Regions from separate parts of the Homo sapiens genome. Here region 1 is linked to region 2. A link is a contact called in ENCODE Hi-C or POLR2A ChIA-PET data. All regions are on one chromosome and are shown on one strand. Each heading gives the region's core, a stretch centred on a gene start or an enhancer-like site at or near the end of the contact. The rest is flanking DNA. Distances are from core to core; before and after follow the strand shown. Region 1 holds the start of ZFAND4 (zinc finger AN1-type containing 4). Region 2 has its middle 22 kb from the start of MARCHF8.

What was found. A loop is a pair of places that touch in the nucleus more often than their neighbours do. ChIA-PET counts read pairs that join two places held with the same protein, here RNA polymerase II (POLR2A). Pooled maps may share reads with other maps.
Region 1: a map of Caco-2 shows a loop between it and region 2 (3-fold over the local background). The contact joins the promoter of ZFAND4 here to the enhancer-like site in region 2. A Hi-C loop is called at or near these places in 1 of 168 maps with a recorded cell type or tissue (Caco-2), 1 of 37 single-sample maps with no recorded cell type and 8 of 50 pooled maps. POLR2A ChIA-PET finds 5 or more read pairs at or near these places in 2 of 52 experiments (BJ and GM10248).

What each region holds. Positions count from the first base shown.
Region 1 is chr10:45,671,462-45,674,379 of GRCh38, forward strand. ZFAND4 (zinc finger AN1-type containing 4) reads right to left here and starts at 1,311. Exons shown (of 10, transcript NM_174890.4): 1 at 789-1,311. RefSeq lists a silencer at 894-1,613.
Region 2 is chr10:45,555,903-45,559,078 of GRCh38, forward strand. It overlaps a transcript of MARCHF8 not described here. Among named protein-coding and RNA genes, the nearest start is that of MARCHF8, 22 kb to the left of the region's middle. RefSeq lists an enhancer at 1,532-3,176. Within about 2 kb of position 1,754, at least 8 of the 41 ENCODE cell types and tissues checked have a DNase peak (open chromatin) inside an H3K27ac peak, as active enhancers do.

The sequences.
Region 1 (2,918 bases), core at 61-2,560, 120 kb after region 2:
ATATGTGGCACATATACACCATGGAATACTATGCAGCCATAAAAAAAGGATGAGTTCATGTCCTTTGCATGGACATGGATGAAGCTGGAAACCATCATTCTCAGCAAACTGTCACAAGGACAGAAAACCAAACACCGCCATGTTCTCACTCATAGATGGGAACTCAACAATGAGAACACTTGGACACAGGGAGGGGAACATCACACACTGGGGCCTGTCGTGGGGAGTGAGATGGGGGGAGGGATAGCATTAAGAGAAATACGCAATATAAATGACGAGTTAGTCGGTGCAGAAAACCAACATGGCACATGTATAGCTATGTACCAAACCTGCACGTTGTGCACATGTACCCTAGAACTTAAAAAAAAAAAAAAAATCAATTCCCAAAGCATTTCTCTCATTTCTTCTGAAAAGTTTCTAAAAACACAACTCCAAGGATGAAATGGAAGTTAAAGGTAAACAGGCAATAGCGCTGAATACGTAATTTCAGTAACTCAGAATTTTCTCCAACCTCTGCTCTAAAGAAGCTTAGCTACAGAAGAGCAGTTACCTTTGAAACATTTTCCCCAACATAAAGATATCCGGAATGTGAAGCTGCCATTAAAACTGTGACACAGATCTACATTTACTGATACATCAAAACATCCCTAAAGTTCGAAATACGAGCTACAGAATCACATCAACCGCCTAACTTGTCTGTAGCCTAAACTCTAGTCCGGAGTTCATCTGCAAGCGGAATTGGGAAGTATTTCAGAGCCAGCATCTCCTCGCGCCATCCAGGTACCTACACACTTGAGGCCACCGAGTCACCTGCGCAGCCGTTGCTCCTCCAAGACCAATCCGGGCTCCCCAGACCCACCGGCCTGAATCTGGAGGACAGCAGTCCGCGTGACAACAGCGACTCGGAGATCAGCACCCGTCGGGAAAGCCGCGTACCCGTTGAAGCTGGCGTCACGCCCAAAGGAACAAACGCCAGAGCGTGTGTCCTGGGCAAAGGCGGCCCGCCGCTCCGGTCCCCGGGCAGCAGCGGCCGGCGTCAGGCCGCAAGGCGAGGGGCGGGGACAGGACTCTACCCGGCAGCCCAGCGCCGAGCGCCCGCGCCACTCCGGCCTTGCGCCATTCCGGCCCCACGACGGCCGGCGGCGGCAGCGCGGCTGGGCTCAGCGGCTCGCAGCCCGGGCGCCCCCCCTGCCGGCCGCTCGCTAGCTCAGCCTCACCCGCAGTCTTGTCCGCTGGCTCGCTCGCCCGCCTACAGGTCGACAGGGCCCAACGACCCGGCGAGCAACTTCACGGAAGGCACTGGCCGACAACGCTCCGCTGCCGCCGCGCCCCGCCCCTTTGTGACACCACCTACCAATCGCTGGACGGCGCTTTCGCTGCCCTCCAATCAGCGCGGGCGGGGGCAGGCCTGGCCCCCGGACGTGGGCGGTTGCCGGGGCGCCAGGGCCCTGGGGCCTTCTTGGCATTCGCTGGAGGTTGTGAGTTACGAGGCCCGGATGTTGATCTTTTATTACTAGCAACACTGGACCCCTGACTCGTGCCCACGCGGGCGTCTGGAGGGCAGCCGCATGGCCTGCTGGGAACGGCGGGGTTGAAGCCGGAGCCGCCCTCCGTGAGACCCACCGGGGATCCTCTTCCAGGCGCCTGATTTGCTGGAGATAGGCGATACAGGCAGACGCTGTCCAGTCGGTGGCCTCTCCAGAGTGAGGGGCGCTCCTGGTGCGTTTGGGCCGGCCTGTCCTAACAAATCTGCTTTAGGCTTCACCGTCCCCTAATGTTTCTGGCCTCAATTGCCTCATCTGGAAAATGGGGGCATTACCGTGCCTGCTTGAAGACAAAGGCGAAAACAGATAACTTTCTGTAGTCCTCATACAATTTACTGAGAACTGTAGGCCAGGCAATGGAGTAGGCACCCTGGGCTCAAATCCCAGCGTTGGGTAAGCCCAGCCACACCTCCTGCTCCAGTTTCCAAGCTGCTGAGCTGCGGTGTAAACAGTAACTGGCTTCAAGCCAACACCTGCCTTTCAACCTAACATGGGAGCCCACTGCCTCGTTCCGTTCCCCCTACCGATTTTCCAACTCCGTGAACCTCCTTCACTAAGTGGGTTACTCAGCTGACAAAGAATGTCATCTCACTCCCACTGCGGGTTCACTCATCCTCGACTTCTGGCTCAGAGGAGCCAGTCTAATATGAAACTAAACATCTAATCTGTGTCTCCTGTCCTCTCTCATTCTTCTGAGACCCTACCCACCAACTTATCTCCACAGTTCAACGAACTATTGAGCATACACTGGGGGAGTATGGTGAGGCACTGGGCATTGATTCACCAGTCTCGCCGTTGGTTCCTTCTGAAACTCCACATATGCTTAATGCTAAATAGATTGGAGACCTTTGAGGACAGAGCTATGATGGTAATCATCTTTGCATTCCTGAGCCTAGAATAGGGCCTGTGATGGAGACTTACTGAGTAAAAACCTTAGCGTTTCTCACCCTTGCCTGCCCACTTCATTCACACTGGAGAATTGACAGCATGGACCGTGGAGTCAGGCAGGTGTGTTTAAAGCCTTGCCTCCCAATACCAGAAGCTCCATTACCTGGCCAAGTCATTCATTCTTTACAACATCATCATCATTATCATCTGCCATTCTTCAAGTGCCAGATAGTTGATAAGGGTCTTTACGTATTCTCTCCCCATCACAATCCTGCAAAGTTGGTAGTGAAATCCCTCGTCTACAAAGGAGTAAACAAAAGCCAATTAAAGTAGAACAATTTACCTATAATCAAACAGCTCTATGTCGGAAAGCCATATTTAAACTAGGACACAATACAAAAATCCAACCTTGTTCCATTATTCCACATTGCTTCCAGATTTTAGCTTTATCTGTAAAATTAGTGTTACTACATTACCTATCTGATA
Region 2 (3,176 bases), core at 504-3,003:
ATAAGCTATACCTCTGGGTAACTGAACAGTCTGTAAAAAGAGTCTTCTCTGTACTAGTATTCCAGCGAATAAATGAAAAAGGAATGATGAAATTAGAATTGCAACATCTTGCATGCCCATGATTAAGTAATGGATCTATGTGAAGAATAAGTGGTCACTACTGTTTCAAAGCAAAAAAATCATTTCGCAAAATTCATATATAATAGTATGAGCAAGTGCACAAGATAAACGGCATGATTTTTTCAGTAAATAACATTTCAATAAGACAGAAAATAAGGAAAACCTATAGCTTAAAAGATATTGAAGAAAACCTATCAACCGAATGTAATGTGTAGACCTTGTTTACATCCTGATGCAAACAAATCACAGTACACACAAACACACACACAAAACTGTGAAATAACTTTGGGATGATAGTGGTATTGTGTGATTCATTCTAAGAAAAACAGCCCTTATCTTTCAGTGAAAGTACTAAAATATTTACAGATAAAATGAAAAGAACAAGAATGTACCCCCAAAAATGGACTGGGAGAGGGATATAAAGAAACAAAAGACGCTATGAGTGGATGCCAGCTAGAGCCAGGCACAAGGCGGTTCACGGTATTCTTCCTTTACTTCTGTGTATGTTTTAAATTCTCCATAATAAAAGTTTTGAAACTTTGATGTATGACTGTATGTCTGTATGCTTTAATAATAAAATGTTAATGGCATATAAAATTTTTCAGGATTTCCTGCTTTATGTTAAAACGGCTTCTCCGGTTCTTTCCACAAAAGAGGCATCTGGGGGTCAAGTCCCTTATTTCTCTGAATTATCAACTTAAAGCATAGGGCCTGCTACCCAGGAAGTGCTCAATAAATGTTAAATGAACGAATTCTGTTTGCTATACTTCTCTGCTCTGCTAAACCTTCCAAAACCCTAATCTAGTGATCCAACTTGTAGTAAAGGATGAGTAAATAGAATCAAGTATTAAAAAGACAAAAAATCCAAAACCCTGTATGTACTTAACCTTTTAAGTCTATGTTCCATAAAAAAATGGTTGTTTTTTTCTTGTGGTAAAAAACACAAAACATAAAATTTATCAAATTAACTATCTGTAAGTGTACAGCATTCAACAGTGTTAAGCATATTCACATGGTTGTGAAACAGATATCCAGAATTTTTTCATCTTGCAAAACTGAAACTATACCCATTGAACAACAAAAGGTGCCTATTCTTTTTTTTTTTTTTTTTTTTTTTTTTTGAGACGGGAGTTTCGCTCTTGTTGCCTGGACTGGAGTGCAATGGAACAATCTCGGCTCACTGCAACCTCCGCCTCCCTGGGTCAAGCGATTCTCCTTGCTTCAGCCTCCCGAGTAGCTGAGATTACAGGTGTGCGCCATCACGCCTGGCTAACTTTTCTATTTTTAGTAGAGACGGGGTTTTGCCACGTTGGCCAGGCTGGTCTTGAACTCCTGACCTCAGGTGATCCACCTGCCTCAGCCTCCCAATGTGCTGGGATTACAGACGTGAGACACCACGCCTGGCCCAAAAGGTGCTTATTCTTAATACTTCCTACCCATTGTCTATTCTATCCTACACAGACCTCTAGCTACCACAGCTTTCAAAGTATTATTTTCTGACAATATACATTGTGGATCACCAGCACAATAACATCAAATAGAAAACAACCAGTCCTTAAAGAAAATAGGAAGGGTCTTAAGTCTGACTGTGAACAGAAGACCATACGACCTCCTGTGCAGAGGAAATGAAGATAGGGCTGGAATGTGGTTTCAGGGTCACTCTAAACGGAAGTGAGGAACCAAAACAGGAAGAGGCAGGCCCACAGCTAAGAGGAGGCCACACGGGCTGCAGAAGGACTCATTCCATGTCTGCATTTAACAAAGGCTTACCACTGCTTAGGCAGCCCCATAACAATGATGGAAAGGCCCCTGGTAAGCACACAGACTCACAGGTGCCTTAGGTCAGGTACCTGGGGAAGCACTATGCAAGTCTCATTCAACAGACTTTTAGTTAAATATGCTTATGCAGGCCTGCAAAAAAAATGACTTAGCTATAAATTTGGTAATAATAACTTAGTATATTATGTAAGAAATGTCAATGATCAGTATCAGTGACCAGTGATCACTGATATTTTTCCATGTGTTACTATAGTTCTAATTATCTTTGGTAATAGATGAACGCTTAGTCAATCACTCCTTTTTCAAAATCATTTTCATACATTATTCTTCAGAAGCATGACTCCTAGCCTGAGTCTGCACTGGGACAACTCCAGGAAAGATAGAGATTTTGTACATGACTGAGGATAATAGCAGAGTCAAGGCAGACAAGGACCTGTTTACCAAAAGCACCTAGAAATCTCCAGGGGGCAGGGATCTTGGGGAACGGACATTCATTCTACAGCAAGAGTTCAGGTTAATCCAAAGAAAGCCACAGACCATGAGAAGAGAGTAGTGGCTTGGAGGACAACATGGTATCTGTCATTCACACTATCCTACATAAAAGCAAGGGATGATAGTGGTATTGTGTGATTTGTTCTAAGAAGAACAATCAAATTAAAGGCATTCTCAAAAGGCTCTGAAGAACAGTAACACTTCAAGGAATCAGCAGCACGGAAAGCAGCAGCTGTTGCCACAGGACTGACAGCAGCGTGGGTAACAAGGAACATCCTGATGGCCACAGCCATGACAGTTGACCTATCAACCAAACGATCTTTGCACTGACAACAGTGGCTGCACTTCTGGTGCCAGGCGCACGGTGGTGGCTCTCAGTTCTGCCTCCAGCACTAGCAGGCTGTGTGTACATACAAACATACATATGTGTATGTATGTATAACACCCAGCTACTGACAGTGAGACCGGAGAGCATGCGGGGAGAAAATGGGAGCAGAGGTACAAAGGATCTTTCACCTCTTCAATATTAACTGTTTTATAATTATGTAGTACCACAAATAAAACTTCTATTTTGAATAAATAGAACAGAACACATTGAGGCCTAAAGGGAAGAAATATGTAGTAAAATCAGAAAAAAGAATTTATAATAAAGTCCCACTTGTGCTTTGACAATTCTTGCCTTTTAAACCAAGTAATATTCCAAGTAAATACATCTTTAAAGAAAGAAAAGGTATAGTTTAAGATGTAGTAATTTATGGCAATTTCAATTATTCAGGAGGAATATG